Regions from separate parts of the Mus musculus genome. Here all the other regions are linked to region 2. Evidence: chromatin loops called from intact Hi-C (ENCODE). Cell type or tissue: left cerebral cortex. All regions are shown on one strand. Links, peaks and the distances in the headings refer to the core of each region. The heading gives the core; the rest is flanking DNA.

Region 1 (6,103 bases), core at 389-5,388, 180 kb before region 2:
TCTTCTTCTTCTTCTTCTTCTCTCTCTCTCTCTCTCTCTCTCTCTCTCCCTCTCTCTCTCTCTCTCTCTCTCTCTCTCTCTCTCTCTCTCTCTCTCTCTCTCTCTCTTCTCTCTCTCTCTCTTGTAACCTAATGATTCCAATTAGTGCTCCCTATTGAAATGGTGACTGATCTTTTGATCTTGATTGTTTGCAGGTCTAGTGCAGATAACAATAGCTGCAGTAAATTAGTGATTTAAATAACACACCATGTCCAGAAGAGACCCATTTCCCAACATCCCTCCACCATCATCTACCTCATTATATAGTCATCTATTTTCAACCCTTTGACAAGTTCATTTTGTGATATTTTATACCATATTTGAAGGTATATTTTCTATATTTAGATGGATTTAGACACACAAATGTTTACTACCGTAATCCAAGTATCCCTACACTATTCAGTATAGTAAATGTCATGCAGCCTAGGAACAGATACAGCTTAGACGTAAAATAACCTAGACCAGCTCGGCTTATTGTCAGTATGCTCCATGTTTGCACAACAATGCAATCGCCTAACAACAAAGTTCTCAGAATATACTCAAGTCATTCAGTAACACATGACTGTGTATGTAAAAATGTGAAGTATTTGCCCAGCCACAGTCTTCTTAATTAGATTAAGGAACTCTGCGAAGATGGAGACCCAGTGCCCATCACTTCCAGACATTCACCAAAGAGTTGCCAAGCAAAGAGTCCATCTGATGAAATTCTTTCTGCAGATGGAAAAAACAGCTCAGGGAATTTGTAAAAAAGTCCTTCAGAACATTTTCCCTCTAGCCAACTCTAAGAAAAACTAATAAAGTGTGGGTTAATACATACAAATGTCAAAGGACTTGTTTGCTTTGCAAAATAACTTGTTCTAAGGTGTCAAGGCAAAACAACTAATAAATGTGCAATTTGCACATTGACTATTGACTTCTTTTTTATTTTATTTTTTGACTATTGAGTTCTAAATCAGACGTTTCTGAATTTTGTTATAAACCTCATGACAATACTCAACTGTGAAGCATTCTTGCTACAATTTCACTGTTGTGTGAAAAGAAACATTTCTATTTCTGTGTGTTCTATTTCTATTGTGCTACAATATTTAAGAGACCGACAATGTGTGGTTTAATGGTTTTATATCTCTATAACTTTCCATATGTGTACATATGTTTATATGTGTACATATGTACATAGTTTAAATACAAAATGTCACTGACAGGCTCATATGCCAAGTCTTTGGTCCCTAGGGAAGGGTATGATGTTGAGAAGTAGTTGGACAATGAGAAGTTTGATCTAGAGGAAGATAGTCACTAGAGGTTTGTGTGCTATTGCCCCTCCCTATATTCTCTATTTCCAGTTCCCTATAAGCTGCTTTGCTTCACCACCTACCTATTCTGCACCATGATGTCCAGCAATGCCCACAACAGTGGGACTAACAAGTCATAGACTGAAATGTCTGAAACCAAGTCCCCAGTGTTCCTTTACTTTTAAAGTTTAGCAACCAGGGGGCTTTTTTTTTTCATTCATCAGCTATGTGTGCCAATCACGACGATTCTAATGACAAACATTGTAGACATAGTATCTATTTCCACAGAAATGCCAGTTTACCTACCAGGAAAAATAATACACTGAAGAAGAAATTACAATGTGGTAGGAAGTACAAGAGTCTAAGATACTATGGTGACAGAATGATCAAGGAGACCTATCTTCATTGTGGAGGGACATGGAATTTTTTCCAAAGAAAATAGCATTAAAGGTGAGACATAAAGCTTAGAAAAGTTTTACATACGATTTTGTTTGAAAATGATCTGCTCCCTTAAATGGGTTGAGCTAAAACACTGATTCTTCAAATGATTCCTATTATGATATAGGTTCCTACTACAAACAAACCCTAGAAAGAAAATACACCAAGGAAAACAAAAAGCAAAACCCTATAGAGATGAAACACAAGACAGAGAAGTTTTGATGTGAGTGGGGTGTCAGCTTTCTGGGTGGTTTAAGTGAGAATGGCCGACATAGGGTCATATGCTTGAATACTTGTTCTCTCAGTGATAGAACTATTTGAAAAGGGATTAGGAGGTGTGGCCTTGTTGAGGGAGGTGTGTCACTGGAGGGCAGGCTTAGAAGTTTCAAAAGATTCACACCCTTCTGAGATGGTTCTCTCTGTCTCTCCTGCTTGTGGTTTGCAATATAAGTCTCAGTTGCTGCCACCTCTACACTTCTGTATCAACTCTCTGATCAGCCCAATTAAAGGCTTTCTTTTATAAGTTGCCTTGGTCATGGAGCTTTATCACAGCAATAGAAAAGTAACTAATACACTTTCCATCCCTATGAAAAATACCTGAGAGAAATAAACTTCAAGGAGAGAAGGTTATTTTAGCTCCTGGTTTCAGAGGTCTCGTTCCTGGTTGCTTGGCTTAGCTGCTTTTACATCTGCATGCAAGGCACTATACCATTGTGAAACGACAAATGAAATAAAATCTTCCACTTCATAGAAGCCAAACATAAAGTGTATTTTTATAACAAAGTCCCTCCTCCAAACCCACTAATATGCCAGTCCATAATTGGATTGATCTGTCCATGAACTCAGAGCCTTTATGATTCAATCACCTCCCAAGGCCACAATGCCTGAACACGGCGACAACCCTATACAGAAAAATTTGCTGGAAATATATGTACAAGAAGAAATCTGAATTGTTATCTAAAAGTTAGTCAGAGAAGTTGGGGGAACACATTGGGTGTCAGTTGGGAACAATGGTGTTCCATAGTGAGAAGCATTTTATTATGGCTATTATCTAGAATTGTTGGTATTGATAAAAGTCTAATTGATTTTTAGTTGGTTTCTATATTGTTTTGAAATGTAATGACAATGCACCTATTTCTTGGCTGCACCTAGCTGGAGCCTGTCCTCCCTCGCCCCCGTATGCCACTAGGTGGCAGTCAGACAGAGGTTGGAGAATGGAAAAGTTTTTAACCTGTTTTTCAAGAACCTTTTGCTCTCCAATTCTAACAAAATCAACTGTCTGGAGTACCTCTTTTGAAACGACCTCCTAGGATATGGCCTCTTACAGCTCTGAGGAAAGTAGCCACTTATGGGCCTGAGGTCATGCCGGGCCGAAAGAAGAATCAAGGCTATCAGCTGGTTGTCAAGCAACTGAAAGCCCCCTTGTACAAGGACTGCTTGATTGTTTCCTCAAATGTCTCTTTGCTGTGGCTAGTGATGACCCAGTCTGAGTATGATTGGTCTCCTGAATCTGAAACAAAGGCATAATCACATGAGGTGGGACTGGAAAGCACCAGATATTAACCCCAAGCCACAGTCAGGGGGTGCCTAAAGCAGGATTTTATGGGCTTTAGAAGGCTCTGATACAATGCAGTGTGGAAGAAGGGAGTTCAGTGAAAAAGGAGAAAGTCGCCATGCATTAGAAGTAAGAACTATGGCCTATGGGTATCCTGAAGATTCAGAAACTAAGTAAAAGCTCTGAGAATTTTGAGACATTTTGGCAACTGTGGAAAAGGAACCTCTCCAGGAAAATGCAGACAATCTGGGTTGATTGGATGGCTTTGGATAGAAAATGGGACTCTGGGTTGATGAGGTGAAGAGGGCTTGTAAGCAAGTATAAGGGCAGAGGCTTCTCGGAAAGAATAAGAGAAAGAGAACAACTTAAAAAGAGACCATAAAAAGGAAATCTTTGTCATCTCTAAACTACAGCCTGCTAAAGGTTTAGGTAGACTTTGCTTTCTCTGTACCCTCTCAGCAGCTCAGGCATGCTTTTGTCTTGGTCCTATAGTTGATGGTTCCCCTCCCCTGATTTTTAGCCCCCAACCCTGTGGATTTCATTACACTGGTGATTTCTGTTGGGAATTTTTTGACACTCTTGGAAGCTGAGAACATTTGGGGTTTGGCTTAACTAGAGATATTCCACGTACATATTTAGGTGGAATATATTTGGTGCAAAATCAACTGAATAATGATCTATGCATTGAAGTTCAAACATTATAAATGCAAAAGAAGCCATGTCTCCATGCATACGTGGTATGCAAAGCAGAACTGTCCTATCCACATTAGATGTGGGAACACTTCTGATCACACTGTTTTTAGGGATGGAATTGTTTAATACCTTTCCCTGAATAAAATTAGTTCTTTCAATCTAGCATGTTAATGAATCCTAATAAGTTGATGACTTGCTAAATGAGAAGTTCATATGCTATAATTTTTTCCCATTCATTCCATGTTTTCTAGCCTCACAACCCATTATATAAATGAAAACTTTCTCTGATTATCTCCTGACAGTAATTATACTTCTAGTCTCTGTTTAAAAGGTTTTGTGCTTTACTAATCATAGCAGCACCCATGTACGCTTGAGAAATTCTACTAAAGAAATTATGTGGAATATGTTTATTCAAAGCCAAAACAACACTTTATTCAGAGTCTGATTTTTAGGTTGTTTACTGTAACTTTAATTCCACCCTTCCCCCTAAGAGTTATGGCTCTGCAAAGAACCATTGTCAAGAAATGATTGAAACAAGGAGTTTCATCTCTTTGAGAGTTTTGTGCTAAAGATACTTCTATGAGAGGACAGTCCTCTAGAGGCCCTGCCTCATCCCTCATAGATGATTTTTTATAGGAGGTCTGGATAGAGCTAGTTAAAGTTAACAAAAGAAAAATGGAGAAATGCCCATGTTTTCAGGATCTTCCCAAAATGCTTATGTCTACCACAAAGACAAACTCTGAAATAGTGCAGGATACTTACAGGACATTCAATGTTTGACTTTTGTTAACAGCCATTACCAAACAATAGGCCATTCATCAGAGTTTGTCTCCTGTCACAAATACAAAGGAGTTGATCTCATAAGCAGAGTTGGTAGAGAAAGGCCACAGGAACTTCACAAGTATACTAAAATCTACTTAATTGTACACTTCCATAGGGGTGAATTTTATGGCACATGAACTATAACATAAATAAAATTGGTAAGAAAAGAAAGTTTGAATGAATGTCATCAGTTACATAATTTCAATACAGTTGTCATATTAGGCTCCCAGTATGTGAACCCCTTGAGTATCCAATATCCAGGGCCTGTGAATTCAGGCTTTCCCCAGCTCCACAGAAGGCTGTTTCCTAATGATGTCATCTCTTTATTGTAAAGTCTGAAACAAAACAGTGATGATCACAGTAGGCAAGTGCAATAGAGTGATTAAAATAGCAGCTCTAAAAGCAGGCAGCCTGAGTCCCTGTCCTTGCTGTGTGCAATTGGGTAAGCCATTTCATCTTACTGTGTGAGCCTCATTATACTGTATTCATTGTTCCTGCCTCCTGACACTGCTTTGAAGAGTAATGAATTGATGCGCCCAAACATTTAGCATAATACCGAGGGGATTCAAATTCTCTAAAGCTGCTTGATAATATGAAACTGTTGTTTAGTAAATAATGGTAGCTAGCAGAGGAATTTGCAGTGGTGAGGTCTCACTACTCCCCTATACTCTCCCTACTGGATTATATTAAGAAAGGGACTGAAATAAAATTCTGCCTCATACAGTCAGAATTTTTTTATTCCTTAGCAAAGTAGGCTGCCATAAAACCTATTCCATGGCTGATAAAGCCTTAGATCTCTACCTTTGAAAGTACTCTCAGTACAGCTTATGAGAGATATAGCTAGTACATAGCTTCTAGTTGTTCAGTTGGGAATCTTGGCTGAAAATGAGACCTATTCAGGATAAACCCACTCCAAAGTAAAGAAAGACTTCAGTCGGTTCTTATATTTTGTTGGCACAAAGATACTAGTAGTTCATTTGTTTTCCCTAATCCACATATATTGACTACTTATAACTTTAAAACTAAGGTCCATTGCTAACATTAATCATGAAATGTTACACTAGTTTCACATTTCACCAACAAAAAAATATATATATTTGGCCTGGGATGGAGACTTAACACAGTGGTAAAAGCACTGGGTGTTCTTCCAGAGGACCCAAGTTTGATTCCAAGAACCCACAGAGAGACTCACAATCATCTGTAACCCCAGTCTCAGGGGATAAGATGTCCTCTTCTGAATTCTGTATGCATGTGGTTCACAGACATA
Region 2 (6,103 bases), core at 419-5,418:
TGGGTCTCAGGAGAGTTGCCGACTCTGATACAGGAACAGAAGTCTTCATAGGTGACATGGTCATCACTCCTGAGGCTGTGGTCGTCATGTGTGGAGCAGATATTGTCCCATAAACTGGGGTTCTCGAATGTGGAGCTATCTCTCCTGAAGCTGGAGGTCTCACTAATAGCAGAGGCCGCTCTCCAGAGGATGGGGCTTTTGTGAGCAACATACTCATCTCTGATGAGTCCGAGGCTCTCAATAGGGGTGTGGACATTGTTCCAGAGCCCTGGGATCTCATTTGCACCCCTCCCAAGGCAACAGGTCTCATGAGCGGTGTGGACACTCCTCCAGAGTCTTGAATGTTCATTGCCTGACTAGGCATCTTCTCAGAGGCTGTGGCTCTCATTAGTGGTGTGGATGTTGCTCCAGGACCTGAGAGTCTTGTTTGAGGCATGAAAATGCCTCCAGAGGTGGTGGCTGTCATCTGTGATGTAGACTTTGTTCCAGAAGCTGTGGCTCTTGTTAGCAGTGTGGACATGCCTCCTGAGGCTGGATCTGTCATCTGTGGCATGGACAGACCTCCAGAAGCTGTGTCTCTCATTAGCGATGTAGGCGTTGCTCCAAAAGCTGCAGTTGTCATTTGCTGCATGAACATTCCAGAAGCTTTGGATGTCATTAGTGGCTTGGACACTGTTCCAGAGCCTGGAGCTCTCATCTGTGGCACGGATATCACTCCTGAGGCTGTGTCTCTCATTAACAGTGTGGATGCTGATCCAGAGGTTTTGGCTGTCATCAGTGGGATAGACATTGTCCCGGAGGCTGTGGCTCTCATTTGTGGTGTAGATGTCAACGCTGAGGCTGTGGTTCTTATTTGGGTTGTAGACATTGGTCCAGAGACAGGAGCTCGGGTTTTCTGTGTGGACACTGACCCAGAGGTTGGGACTGTTGATTGTGACACAGACATTATTTCAGAGGCTGTAGCTATAACTGGCTGTGTGGACATCATCCCAGAAACTGAACATCTAATTTGCTGTGCAGAAACGGCTCCATTTGATGTGGACTTCATAAAACCTATGGGCATTGTTCCAGGTGTTTGGGGCATTGTTAAATGTGTAGACATTGTACCAGAGGCTGTGCTTGGCATTTGTTCTGTGAATATTGCTCCAGGGCTTGTGACAGCCATCAGTGGAGTGGACATTGATCCAGAGACTGGAACTGTCTTTTGTGATGTAGACATATTTCCAGAGGCAGGGACTCTCATTAGCTGTATGGGTGTTGCCGCTGTATCAGAAGCTCTCACAGGTAGTGTGGACATCAATCCAGTGGATGAAACTCTTATTGGTGGAGCAGACATGACCTCAGAGTTGATATTTTGTGTTGTATCTGGGGACATCACTCCAGAACTAGATGCTGAAATCAGTTGACTGGGCATCACTGTAGAGGTGAGGGCTGTCATTAACAGTGGGGACATTGCCTCAACATCTGGGACTGGCTTTGGTAATGTGGCTATTTCTCCAGCATCTGGGATTGACAGGAGTGGTGTAGGCATTGCTCCAGAGCCAGAAACTGGCATAGGCAGTGAAGACATGACTGCAGAGTCTGAGCCTGACATGAGCACAGTGGGTATCCCTTCAGACTCTGGAGGATTTGTTGGCTGGGCTGGTGTTTCCCCAGAAGCTAGAGCTGACATGATCAGAGAAGATATCGCTTCAGAGTCTGTGCCTGACATTAGCAGTGATGATATCTCTCCAGAAGCTAGAGCCGTCATTAGCACTTTGGACATTGCTTCTGTGTCCTCATCTGTAATTTGCAGTGGGGACATTGCTTCTGAGCCTGGAGCTGTCATTGGTGGTGTGGATGTCACTCCAGGGTTCATATCTGGAATCAGGAGTGGGGATATCTCACCAGGATCTGATCCTAGCATTAACGATGCCTCGGAGGATGAAGTGCTCATTATAGGTGCAGATATCACTCCAGAGGACTGAATTGGCATTGCCAATGGTGATATCTCTGCAGAATCTGGGGCTGCCATTAGTGATGACATTGTCCCAAAATCAGGTATTGACATCATCCCTGGGGACATTAACCCATAGTCTGAAGTAGACAACAGTGGGGACAGTGTTCCTGAATCTGAGGCTGGCATTAGCAGTGGAGACAGTGTTCCAGAGTCTGAAACTGGCATTAGGAGTGGGGATAGTGTTCCCGAATCTGAGGCCGGCATTAGCAGTGGGGACAGTGTCCCAGAGTCTGAGGCTGACATCAGTGGTGGGGACAACGTCCCAGAGTGTGGTGCTCCCATGAGAGGTGTGGACAGACTGTCAAAGCCTGGCGATGTCATCAGCTGTGTAGATGTCCCTTCGAGATCTGAGGCTGAAGTCGAAACAACAGGCAACTGCAACTGTGAATGCAGGATTTGAACTTCTGCTCTGGTCTCTGTCATTGGTCTAGAGAAAGTTGCCCCTCTGTTTTGAGGGTCACCATTTTCCTCCTTCATCATATTGTTGAAGCGTAGTGAATGTAATGGTATTGACATATCTGCCATGGCTACAAGGCAGGGTTGCAGACTCTAATGTGTTGACATCAGAGGCACTGATGAAACCCACAAATCAATGAAATCTGTAAACAAGAGGAAAGATTAAAGGTCAAAAACCAATTTTAGAAATATATTCCAATGATTCATAGAGGCTGCTTTTATGAGTTGTCACATATATGGCTTTGAAAGTGGGTCTATCAGTTTGAAGAAAATATATAGCAACAAATATCCCCAAAGCTGAAGCAACTATCCTTCCAACCTCTGTCCTCTTTTAAACCAACCCATACCCAGTTATACAGCACAGCTTCCATATTTATAAATGCCTATAGTGGGCTCCAGAGCCAGAGAAGCCCTGTCTCAAATGAGTCAGCAGCACCACCTTCTGGCCAATTACAAGAAGTTCAGATTCTTTGCCTAAGTTATTCAAAGGCAAGTCAACCTAGGTACTGGTAGGCAGGAATGAAAGAGCCCTGTACTCCATGATAATTATTGGTTCCTAATGGTCATTGAATCCCACCAATGGTTTAACCCAGATTTTACTAGTATTATTAATGTCTTTCTCAGGAAACATAGCACATTTATCTGATCAATGACTAAGAATAGCATTCTGCAAAGCAAAACCTTGCTTAATATTAACATCATCATTATTATTAACAGCCACAGCTACAATCCTACTTATTGCTTACGTAGTAGGTGTGTGGATGACAGAGAACTTTAACTTCACAGAACTTTAAACAGCCTATGATGTGCATGACATTACAAGCCTGGTTCTATTTGGACCTTAAGTAGTATTACTATGCCTGTTGTACCAGTTTTCTAAGATTAACAAGAGTTGCATCTAAAATAGGAACACTGTGATGGTATCTTTTGCCTCTTCACCCTTTCCTTGGAGTTACTTGATCTTTTGGTATCCCTGACATTGCGTGTAGTTGTTTGTCTGACATCCTAGCCTAGAGATCACTGGCAGCTTATTCTCCAGTATGCAGAAATTTCAAATTCTCCTGTTGACCTAAGAAGGGGGCTGGCCACTCTCATAGCCTCACCTCTCTAACCTGTTTCCCAAAGCAGCCACAAAAGGGGTGCACTGGCACACGAGCTGGAAACCCATGTATACACATTACTTAAGATTAACATGTTCCTGTAACCTGATCATGGCCCTAAAAAAGAAGACTGGCTACTTTGGGGCAATGTCAAAGAAAGCATCAACTTCGTGGCTTTGGGCCTCTGTAACAATTGGAACACTAAGAGCAGAATTACCAACAGCAAGCATTTCTTGCACTCATTAGTTCTGCTAGGCACTTTACCTGCCTTGTAACATCTACACAGCAACCCCTCAGAGATGCTGGGCAATCCTCTGGGAGAGTGAAGACTCACAGAAATTTCATCATTTGTGTGTGGTTTGAAAGATTCTCAGGCCCATCCAATTCTTCAGCCCCCTACTCCTCACTAATAGGCTGTAATGATTTGCTTCTTTCAGTCCTCAATCCCATTGACTAGGAAACTCTAAGGTAAGGCATCATAAAAGAAATACTAGGTCCTTCAAACACTTCAGTTAGCCTAATCATAATTCATGCCATGAGAAAGATTGGCCCCCAAAAAATCAATCCTGCAATTCCACCTTTCACCATCAATTAATCCCTGTGTGCAGCACAATTTTCCACGAGTCACAACTCAGAAAGTTCTTACCTTACCAGTGACAGAAAAGAGTCATAGTGTCCTTTCCACTGTAGCTCTTTTGGTCTGACCAATTGACTTATACCCTGTGCCAGTTCATTACAGCAAGGTCCAATGCTAGCAGCTGTTCTCTGCAATCTCCCTTAGCTATCCCATGCCACACCCCCCTCTTGCCCGCCAGCCAGCCTGTTGGCCCGCCCACCGGCCCCAATGCTCTTGACTTGCTAGTGCATGTTCTGGCTCTCAGGTCCCAGATTCCTGCCTCTATATAGGCTCTGACATTTGCCTCTGGCCGCCTTTCTCTTGTCAGCCCTCCAGAAGCTCTACTTTAGCTCTTGGCCTCTGCGGGTCCCACCCCTTTGCCCCTTGCCTCCAATAATACCACAAGCTTCCCACCACGATGCCCACCTCTGGCTACCCCAAAGAGAAGAAACCATCACAACTAAAGAGATGAACCAGACAGTGTCCTCACTCTGGAAATGAAACGTGCATGCTCTCTGCAGCCAGCAGGCACAGCTACTCTGGATCCTAGACAAGGCAGCTGGCCAAACCAAGAAGTACTGGCTCAGTGTTAGAGGTAAGGACTGGGACTGAGGATCCTGAGAAGTAACATCCGTGAAACTCAAGGAGGTTCATGGGTAAAGCAGGGTGGGAAGAGACTGGGTGGTAGTGGCTGGAAAGTAAATACCTTAATAGCCACCCATAGTCATGAGCAATGTTAAAAGCCATTATGCCCCAATGACAAAGACAAATCTGGCAGCCAGTGTCCATTCTGAAAAGCTAGGATTCAACATGAGGCTCAATAGGTTTCAAACAGAAGGCAAGAATGTTAGACTTGAGCCTACCCAGTGAGGATCCCTTTCATATAAACAAAGGAGAAGCCTATAGTCTAGAAGGAGGGCTTGAGGTCATAGTAGAAGTACAGAATAATTACCAGAGTTTTCCTGCTGGATCTCCACCCCACCAAGCAAAGAAATGTTCTTGCCACGAGTGGTTAAATTTTAGTAGCAGCCATGGTGACAGTAGTGGCAGTCATAATAATACCTTGCCTTGAATACTCTTCTCTAAGTCAAAAATTGTGCTAAGGGCTTCAGAAGTCTTCTGTTATTTGCTCTACAGAATTACCCTTTGAGCTAGAGGTTTGTAGCTCTCAGTTTGCTGATAATAAAGTTGAGCTTCCACAGGTGTTATGGTTTAAATGTGAAATATTCCTCCACATGTTTGTGTGTTTGAATACTCGGTCACTGGCTGGAGAGACTGTATTAGAAGGTTATGAACATAGACCCTAGTTGGGGATGTAGGACACTGGTGGTGGGCTTTGGGGTTGAGCTCTGTTGTCTTTCTAGTCTTGCTCTCTATTTCCTGATTCATCCAGATGTTAGGAACTTCCCACTCTGCATGTTGTGGGCCAGTGATGCCCAGCCACCATGCCTTCCACATGCTGATATCTGGAACTGTGAGTAGTCCTCTTAAGTTGCTTCTATCAGAAATTTTATCAGTAACCAAATAAGTAACCAGATCCTCCCCCCAAAAAACTAAATGTGCACAATTCTGCAGGACTAGAGTTTACTGCTCAAAAACAAAGTTTCTAATCCGTCTCCGTTGAATGAGAAAAAAAAAACAGAAAAACGGTCATAGAAAACCCATTCTAAGGTTCACAAGAAGGCTCGGCAAGTTACACAAACACATATGACACAAGGCTAATAGCTGGAGCCCAATTCCCAGAACCCAAGGTAGAGCGAAAGAATCAACTTCAAAAATTGTCCTCAGACCCCCATATGTGCTCCATAGAAATATACATTCCTGTATTTACACTACACACACACACACCAATAATAACAATGATAATAATAATAAATATTTGGAAGGAAAACCCATTATTTTAATAATGGATTCATTATAACCACAGTTACT
Region 3 (6,103 bases), core at 307-5,306, 570 kb before region 2:
GGATTGAGGAAACTAAAGGGTAGTCATGTTTTTCAATTGTGCCCTTGAGTAGGCATAACACTGACAGCTGGCTTTTGGCTAAGCTAAAATAAAAGGTTCAAAATGAGTCAAGTAAGTTGAGTGAACCTCAGGCTTTGGCTGCAACGGCTTTTGCTCCACACCATTTCTCTGCTGTCTGGGAGTTCTCGCCCTTTGATGGCTCCTTTCAAAGGCAATGGAAAGATAATAATAGAATCTATCACTTGTATGTTTACTATTGGCAGACACTGAACTGTTTTCTTAAAGTATCTATCACATTTCATCCTCATAAAAAAGCCATTTTACGGATAAAGACACTATTAGGAGGGCTTAGTACTCAAACTAGGTTACACTTTTAGAAAGTGGCTAAACAAGGATACAAATGCTGGTCTTACTGACTCCTATGTTTATCCTCCTAATGGCTTTTTCATTAAAAAAAATGAGAATCTCCAAAGGTATAAAATAACACAAGTTCTGGAGATTCAATATTATTACTAAGCAACTGTTGTTAAATTGATGCAAATCCAGGCTTAAAACTTCAGTTCTTCCCATACACTGTACCAATTGCCTATGGTGAGTTTTAGGTATCACCAATGAACTATCAAATGTAAAATTGCCAGGCTGTTTCTCAAATGCTGTCTTCAAAAGGAGGTGGCAACTTAATCTTGATTAAGTACAATGATCTCATTAAGGCCTGTAGCTCTTTCTCTACCTTATGCCCAGTGACAGAGAACTCGATTACACAATTGTCTGGAAAGATGGCACAGCCCAGTGTTGAGCAAGATGTCTATGAGAAAGTTTATGTTGGCAAGTGGTTTCCTTAAATCACTTCTGGGTCTTTAAGTCTTTTACAAACTGAAGACCACTAGATGACCCAATAAAGATACCCCTGATTCCAAGCTTCAAGATTGTTACCTTTTATGACTGTTTCATGAACAAATGAAAAAAAGTAATTCAAAGGCACAGATATTTTAATCTTTCTCTGGCTCTGACTCTATGTGGAGCCTATAGAATTCTAAGATGAGGAAGAGGGAGAGACTAGAACTGTACTGACAACATGCCCCTGCCTAGCTTTTCCTTTTAGCTCCTTAATTGGGTCACAGAAGTAGTTCTTCTAGGCTTAGCCTTCTGCCATTAGGAATTTTTAAAAAGTACTATGATGGGACTTACTCTGTCCAAGACATTTTCAACTTAATGGTGGAGTCAGGGGGTTGCCTGATGCTCCTGAGTGAAGATATACCACATAGATATTACTTCACATCCACTTGTGCTCCGCACCATACCAAGTGGTGGTACAGACATTATTTGACACTCACTTGTGCCCAGAAAGACTCCAGTGGAGGAAGCCATGCACAAATGAGATTACTGTGGGCTTTTCTCGTGTTTGTAAATCTCTAGATCCAAGTTCATGTTCCTCTGGCTCATTTCTGGGCCTGTGTTTCTTTCGACTCTCTTAGAAGATCTGCAATCTGTCTCGAGTATAAGGAACTTCCATCAGCTTGTCTTTACCTACGCCTACAGAGAAACCTCCTCTGGGGACTCGTTAGTAACAGCTGTTGAAATTTCAGCGGGGTCTACATATGTGTGGGCCGACTCACAGTAGAAACGTATGTTATCATTCAACTATCTCATTAACCTTTTCTTTCCCTTTCTTCCTCTCTTTAATGAAGCAGAGATGGATGCTATTAAAATGTATTTTTAGCATACACTTTAAGCACAGGGGTTAATTGAAAGAGGATTACACAGGGTACCCATACATCTAAGTGTGGGTACAGGTTTCTCAAAGAGAGAATTGCCTTCTATTCCTCTGTAGAATGAAGTGTTCCAGGTTAACAGAGTATTAATATATGTGGGTAGATGTGCCGTGCCTAAGTGAAGCAGATCTGCCCTTTCCATGTGTATAACCAACAACAGTTTTATATCATAAACATAAAACATAAACATAAATGTGCTATTATTCATGGCCCAGCATTAAGGAAATAGATCTTTCCCTTACCGTCTTCTGAGGAAAATAGATAACAAGTTACGGCATGATTTTCTACAAATAATCACACCACGCAAAGCTCACCACTCTCACCACTGTTGTGTGGGATTGGTTAATGTTCTCTTAGCCTATACACCACTGAGAAAGTGTGTAACTACGAAAATGTCAATTTGTGAATGCACATAAGATGTTCAGAACAATATGTCTGAAGTTGAATGTGCGGGTGGGTTGCTATCAGTACTTGTGAGTCAATGTGGATAGATGGGGGTTACTGTGCCTCTAGTGGAGAGGGAGTGCTGTTCAGTGCCAGTGTGGAGACATATATTATCAATGTACCCATAGAAGAAGCTAAGAGTGTGGAGAACTTTACTGGAGAGTATGGGACTGCTCAGGCATATAGGTCAAAATGAGTAAGTGTATCTACCAAAGAGTTTTAGTGCGAATGTGGTAGGGTGAAAAATGAATGAGTGTAAATATCAATAACTGACATGTATGGTGTTAGCGACTACTTGTGTCAGTACATGTATGTATCTGTATGAACTGACTAGTGCAATATAAATTACCCGTGCATTGTGGAACATACCAGTAAAATGCATACTAGTAACTATGAGCACTGTACATGTCATTATATGTACCCTCATATGATATATGTAACAGTGTGAGGGTACACCCATATGAGAATAGGAGAGTGGAAATGTGTGCAAGGACTAGTATGTGGTAAGTATAAGAGTGTTTGTGTGAAAACATGTAATGGCATGAATAGGTATTGTTATGTAAGAGTATACAGGAGAGTTATGTGTTCAAAAGAATGAGTGGAAATGTGTAATTTGTAATGTGTAGTTCTGAAAGTGAGAGTGCATATTTTAAAATGCATGCGTGCAAATACATGGCTATGCATTAAGTGTGTCTGTATTTATAATTTTGTATGAGTAATGAAGGAGAATATGTACATGCCAATATGCATCTCTTTGTACATATCTGTACATAGGTGATGGTGTAAAAGGAGAAATGATGACACCAGGTGAACATGACTGTATTTATAGAAAAAAATGTAATGTATAGCTATATTTCAGGTTGTGTGTCTGAAGGCATAGTATTGAACGGGGTGATTATATACCAGGGTGAAAAGGAAGTTCTTGAGTGTAATATGGGCAAAATGTCTGCCTCCATGTCTAAGTGTGAGTCTCTGGAAATATGATGTGCATATCAGTGAAAGCAGACCTGTCAGTGGGATAGAGCAGGAGAGTGTAATAGTTCAAAAGTATACAAAAGGTTGAGTGGGTGATACTGTCTATATTGCTATGCTCTTTATATACAAATAGGGTGAGGGTGTGTGTATACCTCTGTGTACCGCAGTTGTGTGTGACTGTGAGGAAAAAATGACCATATCAGTGCAAACATGCTAGATAATATAAAACTGTTGTATTGTATATGGCTATGACTATGAAAAGAAGTTTGAGTTGGGCAAGGGGAAAGGCAGGGTATATCTGGGCACAAAGTGTTTGATTTATATAAGTGTGTTAGTAAGGGTATATATTATCATATTACTTACCTGTATAATGTGAGTAGATATAAAAATGTGTGAACATATCGAGGAATATAAAACCATGAGTAGGTGGGAACATTCAAGTGGGGTAAGGTGTATGTGTTGTATCATAATAAAAATGTGAATTTTTGAATACATCTATTCAGCTGTGTGTAATAGGCTTGTAAATATGCTTATATATGAGAGAGAGGTAAGAATGATAAGTGAGGGGGAACCTGGGAAGGGACATGACTCAGTAAGTACTGAATAATATTGAAGGCTAGGAACCTCTCCAGAAAATGTCTTTCCTCCCCAGATAGACATGTTGTTCTAGTTCTAGACTTGCCGAGCTCCTCCCAACCTCTATAATGGAGATGACAAACAATGCTTATAAATTCAGAATAAGAAGCATGAACTAGTTGAGAAAAAAAAAAAAAGAACTCCTTTGCAAAGTGCCTAGCTCAGTGTTGGCAACAGTAGATAGTAAATAAAACTTCTTATTGTAGCTGGCATAGAAATCGCAGAAGAGATGCTCAGACACGCTTATTATTATTACCAGTTCTAGTTACCTTCTGTCAGTCAAAGTCTATAGAGGATCCTGGACCTCTATAGGTTTCTAGAAAGGTGAATTTCTAGAAAGTCGAATGCATCCATATCTTCAATTCCATGGCTGAAACTCTGGTGCTTTCCTTTCATGAGAGTGCATCACACAAACTCGTGCTGCTGGGATATAGTTCTACCATCTTCTAGGCCCAGGTTGTTCTCAGAGTCAAAGAGAAATGGCTTACATAGTCTTGGCTTGTTTGTCTTCTTGAAATTCTTTGGGGGTGGGAATGTTGACTTGGGCAACAGGATAGATACCTAAGCAGCCGACAAAGACACAGAGAGACTCAGGAACATCAAATCCTAACTAGCCATCTAAGCTGCAGGGTATAGTATAGAAGAGCAGGTGAAGAAGGCAACAGAGGAAGCTACTGTGATGGCCTGTGGGGCAGACAGAGAGAAGGGCAGATGACAGGCATGCACAGAGAAAGAGAGACAGGCCCCATGTGTAAAGCTGCTTATACGGGACAGTAAAGACCTGTAAGACTAAAGACATGCCCTTGGTAATCTAGTTTCTCTGTTCAGAGAAATACTCCAAGAACTCCTCAAGGAATGATGTATGATGAGAGGAAAGCAATGCATGCTACAGATAATGCCTGCTACAGACAATGCATGCTAGAGAGCTAGGGGAGGGCATCTGCCTTTGCTGCCTGGTTAGGTGGGAAGGGAGAAGGAGGGTTGCGCCAAATTTTAGTCCCAGAAGCAAGGAAGAGTGGGTTGGGTACATTTGACTAGGAAGACCAAATTAAGATTATGGGGCAGTTGGAACTACAGGATCTGATTGGAGGATGGGGCAGGATCTGATTGAAGGATTTCTGACATGTGGCTGAAATGCCACTCAGATGTCCAGAAAGGAGAAAAAGAAAATGACAGTTTGATGGGGAGCATTTTCAGGTGCTTGACATTTGCAAAGGACTTGCCAATGACTGTTATGTTGTTTCTCCTCCTCACCGCAAAATGTAGGTTAAGGCTGTCATTCGGATATTAGGGCTGGAGGAACCAAGAGACAAAGGATAGCTATAATAGACTGAACACCCCAGAAAGAAGGGTCATACTGTGAGGCCTAATGTGGGGTCTGAGTTCAGATAAGTACGCAAGCTTTATTGGATCTCAAATACCCCAATCTCCATGCCCTGAAATTCATTGCTCACCTCACATAGCCACCATTGCAGGATCTCAGCAGAGGTGAATGCGGCCTGTGAGACTGGGCTGGGCTGCCTTGAGCTCTGACTGACCCGGTGCTGTGCACACCAGTTACCACATGATGCAAAGACTCAGCTGCCCTTTCTTGGAGGAGCCTACTGAGAAAAGCATTGTGGGAAATACTAAACCCTTTCTACAGCTGCCACTACTCCCTCATCTTACCGTCATATGTGCTAGGTTCCTGCGTGCGTACACACACACACACACACACACACACACACAGAGAGAGAGAGAGAGAGAGAGAGAGAGAGAGAGAGGCAGACAGATAGAGAAACAGAGACAGAGAGAGAGACAGAGAGACAGAGAAACAGAGACAGAGAGAGGGAGGGAGAGAGAGGGTATTTCAGATAATCATTTAAGAAGACAAGTGAGTCAGAAAGGTAAGATATATAAAAACATATTGCCCCGTAAGATTTTGGAAAGAGTATTGAGCTGGGAATTAGGAGTTGAGAGTACAGATTAATAGCCTCACTATTCTGGGCCTATTTCTTATCAACTATAGAAGATCTGCTTCTCTTGTAATTTTGGACACATATTAGGCAGGGCTAAGTTAAATAAGATGCATGTGAAAAATGTCCACAACTTTCAGAATTAAGGGTAAAATTGCACTTACCAGACAGAGATGGCGCAGTCCAGTGCATAAGCTGTCAATAGAGGTAAATAGACTGAGACTGTCTAGCAACCTGCCACTACTATACAGTTTTTCACCCCTCAATTCTGAGTCCCCACCTCCATTCCAACCCCTTCAGCCACCAACCTCTTCCTTTCAG
Region 4 (6,103 bases), core at 311-5,310, 350 kb before region 2:
GGAAGCAAAAGAGATTTAGTTGGGATAAACAATACACTAAGAGAATCATATATGCATCTTCCAAGCAAACATAAGAAAACCATACTTAGTTTGGGAGTCAGGGGAGGGTAGTGGAGCTGGTATAGAGTTCATTCACACCAGATGGATAGTCCTACACTACTCTGTGAAAACTACCCATACCATCAAGTAGTAGAGTACCCACACTGGATCCATACATGCAACATCTAACATTTAACCCCACTGTAAACCATTAAACATACTTAAGTCCTTTGAAAGCTTGCTATGTACCAGTCACAGGATTTTCCCTATCCAATTATACTAGTGCAGCTAGTAGCCTGTGATTGGGCAGAGAAAAGGAAGGTGGAGCGAAGAGTTGAGAGACAGGGAGCATCTCGGGGGAGATAGAGGAAGACCAAGATGGAGCTGGACATGAACCAGTGTGGCTTTAACCAGCCACAGGTAGTTATGATATCATAAGGTTAGAATGATTGAGATAAAGCTTTTATCATTATCAATTGGTTCTAAAATTATTATAATGACATATTGTAAATTGGAAATTTATTGGTATATAAATATAATTGGTTAATTATAAGCTTCAAGAGTTTTTCTTCTACTGGGTAAATGGGTGTTGTAGCAGCTGTCCATGGGGTGGACGGTCATAGCGTGGGGTTGGCATGGCAGTGAAAGGAACTCAGGAGCTCTGGCCCAGCCAGAGGGTTGGCGGGTAGAGAGAGCCAGTGGTGCCACAGCGGGGCTGAGAGTTGCTGGCACAAGCGCAGAATCATGCCAGTTTTTTTTAAAAAAATCTTTCTCACAACATGTACCAAATGTCATTCTAAACCTTTGCCACATAATTGACTTCCTCCCTAGAAGAACGTTCTGATAAATTATTCTTTAACTCGATCTAGAGAAGATAAAATGGAAGCACAGAAAGATAACTTAACCTCCCTAAAATAAAACAGTCGGTAAGTGGCAAAGCTTGAATTCTGACCCAAGAAAGCCTGGCTGGCTGGTTTGTAAGCTTTACTCTATACCGTGGATTGCTTTGTCACAGAGACAAAGACTCCATTAAATACTAGCCCACAATTCTGCCTTGGATTTCGTTTGCTGCCTCCGATTCTGAAGAAGCATCCTGCCCATCACTGACCAAACATTTGAGGAAAATGAGCTGCAGTTGAGCTCTGAAGTGGGGTACAAGTTCAAGACAAAGATGACACAGTCCTGCGATGGACTGCTCTTAATGGGGACAGAGTAGAGAAAGTCAACTCAAGAGAAACTCCAAAGGTGGCACCCGAGGATTATGAGGTATGAAGGGGGAAGAAGGGGAGACTTTAGCACTCGATAGATGAAGGCATCATAGTGTGATGCAGGCTCAGAAGGAAGAGCAGTGAGGTGGGCAAGGTAATATGAGCACTCTCACCTCTAAAGTGTGAAGGTGCGGGTGAGCATAGCACTTTACACATTGTCTCCAGGGCCATCGACACGGCTACCATGTGAAACAGCAGGTCAGAACTGTCGTCTTACAGGTAAGAGGATTATTAGTCTTACAGTCACTGTGTCGAGACCCTACGCTCAGCAGCAGAATTGAAGTTTGCACCCAGGGCTGTGTAACTGAAAGCCAATTGGATGGAAGACACAATATAACATACAACCTTACTCACCTGTTTCATTGCTCATCCTTCTATTTTTTGATTATGGTTGTAGCTGTCTCCATTATTTCTGCCTTTCCGGAGCCTTAAACTTGGCTTAACACCTGACAGCCCCTCACTCTGTGAGCTGGCAATGACTCCTAACCCTTCTCCATTTGTCAATATTTAAACTCCATATTCCCCACCACTGCCTCGCTCTCTCCCAATGCTGGTACCCCTGTAAGCCTTACCAGACTCAAGTACAATGAAACCCACAGGTTTTGAGGCTCCTCTCTGCTTACTCCCCATCTTGTGTTCTTCGCTTTTAGGCAAAAATGGATGTGACTTTTCACTCTCAAATGTTATGTTTTGATCCCCCCAAATTGATGATTCATGCTGCATACTGTTCCCCGTGTGGTTTATGCCCTGTATTGTCATTGAGTTTTGTTGTTATATTTCAGGGAGGTGAAGGGGAGCAGAGAAGTGCTTGTGAAAACTGTAATCATTTACTTACATGGTTTTTGCTGATTGAAGGAATGTCTGTATATATTTTAATCCTCACACGCTCAGAATGGAATGGTATGATTTTCAAGATTATCTTTACAGATGAGGAAGCAAAGAGAGGGTAAGAAGCTTACTCAAAATTCCATAGTTAGTGAGGGATAGAACAGAAATCAGAACTCCATCAGAACTCAAATCCATTTGGTTCCAAATGCACTTCATGGTTGGCTGGAGACAACGTGTTAGATTCATCTTTCATAATCCTTGTGACATTAGAAGAACCTCAGCATAATTATAAGGTAAAATGTCCCAAAGAAAATCTCTCAGGATTCCAACAAAACATATAAATAATTCCAGGATGACTAAAAATTGTCAGGGATACAATCAAGTATGTTGATTTAACACCACACAGCTAGTCCATGAATTGAGTCAAACTTTATGATGCCTTATTTTTTTAATGGATTCTTGTGTCCAAGTGTATTGTATGATGGCTGAAAGCAGACATGTGTAGACCATACTTACCATTGGAAAAAATAGGGCACATTGCCTGACAGTGAATGTGACAACAGGGTCAAGTAGGCCATCTGGACTTCTCTTAAAAAACATTTCATTGCCAACCAGCAACTAGGTACAGTAATAGGGTACAGTGACTAACAAATGACAAACATTTTATTGTTCTCATTTAACAGGATCTATCAAGTGGAAATGCACATCACACACTTGCCTTCTTTAGAGAAATTGACCATTCATGGTTCAATGTCAAAATGGAGCTTCGTTCTCCGGCACTTCTGAACTCTACCACAAGATGGCAGTGTTCTCCAAGTTTCTAATAGCTTCGGAAGGCTACTATTGTTAGATGCCATTTTCTTTTCAGGAGTCATGGGTTACATTAACCATCTCTTCTACCAGTAAAAGAATGTCCAGATGTTTTCCATGTTGTTCAAGGGTGTATTTGTTAATATCTTGGTATTTTAACAGTAACCTTGAACTTGCTCAAGCATATCTGAGTCTCCCCAGTTTAGCTCAAACACTGTGCATACATATCCTGTTGTAAACCGTGAGCTAGGTCCAACACATACAGAGATAAAGTTGCACAGATGTGAGTTTTAAGAAAACAACATCTTTTTTGAGATACTTACCTATAAACAAAGAGCTATATGACCATATCATAGGCACTGTGATCACCAGGTAGAGTACCCATCTCCATACAGGGATGTGAGGACATCCTTCAAGAGACTACGAATTAAAATCTGCATCTTAAAGATGAGTATATCTTAACTGAGGTATAAAACATGCTTGTAAGACAGGTAGAAAAGGAACAGATTGGAGAGAAATGGTCTCCAGAGTGTAGGATATGCTGGGGACCTAGGTAGCAGGTGTTGAGTACAATAGTAAAAAACAGTATCCAGTGCAGGGGCAGGGAGAGTTCAAGACAAGGATTCAATTGCAACACTGAAACCAGTAAGGAAGACTCGAAACCATGCTCTCCTCACAAGTATTTGAGATAAGAATGTCCCTTAACTTGGGTTAAAGAGTGACTCCTGCATTCCTCACCACCATAAAGGACAGTTCTTAGGAACATTGGCAAGGATTTATTGAATCTCTCAGAAGTACAGAGCACTGTGCTAAGATCCCTTTAATACCAGCAAGGGGTCTATGCAGTCAGTACTCTGACTGATGCCATTAACACCTTCAATTTTCAAATGAGGAAATCGAAGTTCGGAAAGTTTAAAGGACTTGTTCACAATTGCTAGGAGTTAGGATTTGGACAGAGCAGAGGAGCGAGGAAGGGGTTAATGGGTAAAGCCAATAGGTAAGAATTGGCATTAAGCTTTCTGAACCTCAATATACATATATGTATACATATACATACACACACACACACACACACACATATGCATGCTATGTGCTAGGCTGTCTTGCTGAGTGTTTATTACCTCACTTAGTCTGTACAGCAATGCTGTGCAAAAGAAATAATTTTCACTCCTATTTTGCAGAATAGTACACTGAGAAACTGAGTAATTTCAGTTTTACCCAAGAACACAAGTCTTATAAGTGTTTGTGCTGGATTTACAAACAAGAATGAGGGCACTTGGGACAGAAGAGATGAATAGCAAGTAGGCGGGACAGGAAGCAGCATGAAGAATGAGAATCACAGCAAGTGGGTATTGCTGGGTGCGGAGACGGGGCTGGCTGGGAGGTTAGGATTGTGAGGCTGGGGAAATGCACAAGAGCTACATTGTGACGGACTTGAGGTACCCTCTGGTCAGTTGAAGCACAGTGGGATTTTTAAACAGGGCTGGCCTAATCTTCTCAGCATGATAATTGCCTGCCTTTCTCTTTTAAAGATTTCATTAGTATCTCCGATATGTGTATGTGTGTGCACACTCATACCTGTACATGCTGATATCTGTACATATCCCCAGAGGCCAGACAAAATGTTAACCTAGAAGCTTCCCTTTGGGGAGGGGAGTTCCAGTGGCACAAGGGACAGAGAGGGTAGTGGGAGAGTGAATAGACTCAAATACATTATATACGTGTATGAAAATATGATGATAAATCCATTCCTGTACAATTGATACAAACTAATTAAAATAATAAACTGCTAACACCCCCCCCCAAAAAAAAAGGCCAGCTAGGACTCGGCAGTCTAGAAAAAGAGGACAACCTTTGCTTTCCACCCACCCCCCCACCCACGGGCCAGCAAACCATTCAGAAAGCAGGTGCAGAGGGAGAGCGGGAAACACAGTCTTGTGGTGAGGCTTTGTTCTGTTTTTATTTGCTTGCCACACAGGGGCACTCAACTCATTTCCTGTGTCATTATTTCTAAAGACATAAAGGCTGACATTTTCATTAAGACTTACCATATCTATGTCATAAAATTAAATTCCAAGAGAGACACACAACCTGATGGTAATAAAACTGCAACCCAAGACTGGAACATAATGGGAACCTCACGAATGTGTGTCATGTTTTTGCATGGGTAAAAATATCACCCTCTTTCTCCTAAGCCCCTGGGCAGCACAACCTAGTCAAATACTCCTAGAAGATCTAGTTATATCCCCCAAGGGCCCAAAACACTTAATTTTCCCTTTAGACTTTAAGAGTTTCCAAGAAAATCATTCAACCATTATTTCACTGAGTGACAAAAACGTGCTCATGCTTTTCTAATACAGGGTGGATGGATCAGGACCTGGTGATTTTTGAGGTTTAAATGCATGCTCAACAGTGTTAATTATAGGGAGGAGGCCACTTTGTTTTATTAAAGATAGTCTAAACATGTCTGCTTAGAATCTCCGTATGACAAGATTGTTTCCTGCCAAGAGAGCTCTACCAGGAAAAAATGTGAGACAAGTAAAATAAATGAACACTAGAAAAAGTCATTTCGGTGGAGGCAGAGAGGGGAACATGAAGTCCAGGGAAGCATGGCATAATCCCTCAGGCCCAACTTTATGAAATCTCAAATATTAAACCAAATTAACAATATGAATTGTTCGGTGTAGTGGCTGAGCACATCCATTCTGGAATTAGGATACCTGAGTTTAAGCATTGACTAGTTTTGGTCCGCAAGCACTCCTTAAGACTTTGGTCAATTGCTCTCATAATGCTTCTGACTCCTACTGGATTATTAGTTCTCTGTGTAAGGCAAAGGGTGATGGAGTAGTTTCTACAAAAGTAATTTTTTTGGAGTTGAATAGAGTTGTTAGCTTTCTGATCGTGGACAATTTGCCTTTATGTCTCAGGTTAGTCTGTGTTACAGGAGGATGACTGTAAGACTCAATGTGATTTGGGGGAGGTATCTTTCAAAAATTATTGCATACAACACCCAGCAAGTCTTTAAAATAGAAGTTACTACTATAAAGGCATATAGCTGGTTAGGTAACATGCTGAAACAGGTAACTCAATAGGGTAGAGCTCTTTCTTGGACAGTGACATTTTATTTCATTAAAAACGTGGTCTGAAGTAAATAGAGC

Evidence for each region. Peaks named below come from ENCODE experiments on the same cell type or tissue, not always from the same donor. Only the 100,000 strongest peaks of a DNase experiment are listed, where the experiment ranks them.
Region 1: a loop joins it to region 2, with 4 times the contacts of the local background. A loop is called at or near these places in 13 of 42 quality-filtered maps.
Region 3: a loop joins it to region 2, with 4 times the contacts of the local background. A loop is called at or near these places in 10 of 42 quality-filtered maps.
Region 4: a loop joins it to region 2, with 14 times the contacts of the local background. A loop is called at or near these places in 39 of 42 quality-filtered maps.

The regions. Positions count from the first base shown.
Region 1 is chrX:143,272,263-143,278,365 of GRCm38, reverse strand. No RefSeq gene overlaps it. Among named protein-coding and RNA genes, the nearest start is that of Chrdl1, 120 kb to the left of the region's middle. In left cerebral cortex, for the core only: a CTCF peak has its summit at 2,954 (motif pointing right); no DNase peak of the experiment used is centred there.
Region 2 is chrX:143,096,015-143,102,117 of GRCm38, reverse strand. Rtl9 (retrotransposon Gag like 9) reads right to left here and starts at 2,524. Exons shown (of 2, transcript NM_001040434.2): 1 at 1-2,524. The coding sequence starts at 2,524. In left cerebral cortex, for the core only: a CTCF peak has its summit at 2,897 (motif pointing left); a DNase peak (open chromatin) is centred at 2,890.
Region 3 is chrX:143,670,887-143,676,989 of GRCm38, reverse strand. The region is part of intron 1 of Pak3 (p21 (RAC1) activated kinase 3); the gene reads right to left. Among named protein-coding and RNA genes, the nearest start is that of Capn6, 150 kb to the left of the region's middle. In left cerebral cortex, for the core only: a CTCF peak has its summit at 2,255; DNase peaks (open chromatin) are centred at 1,513, 2,294 and 4,809.
Region 4 is chrX:143,441,634-143,447,736 of GRCm38, reverse strand. No RefSeq gene overlaps it. Among named protein-coding and RNA genes, the nearest start is that of Gm23325, 31 kb to the right of the region's middle. In left cerebral cortex, for the core only: a CTCF peak has its summit at 2,926 (motif pointing right); a DNase peak (open chromatin) is centred at 2,932.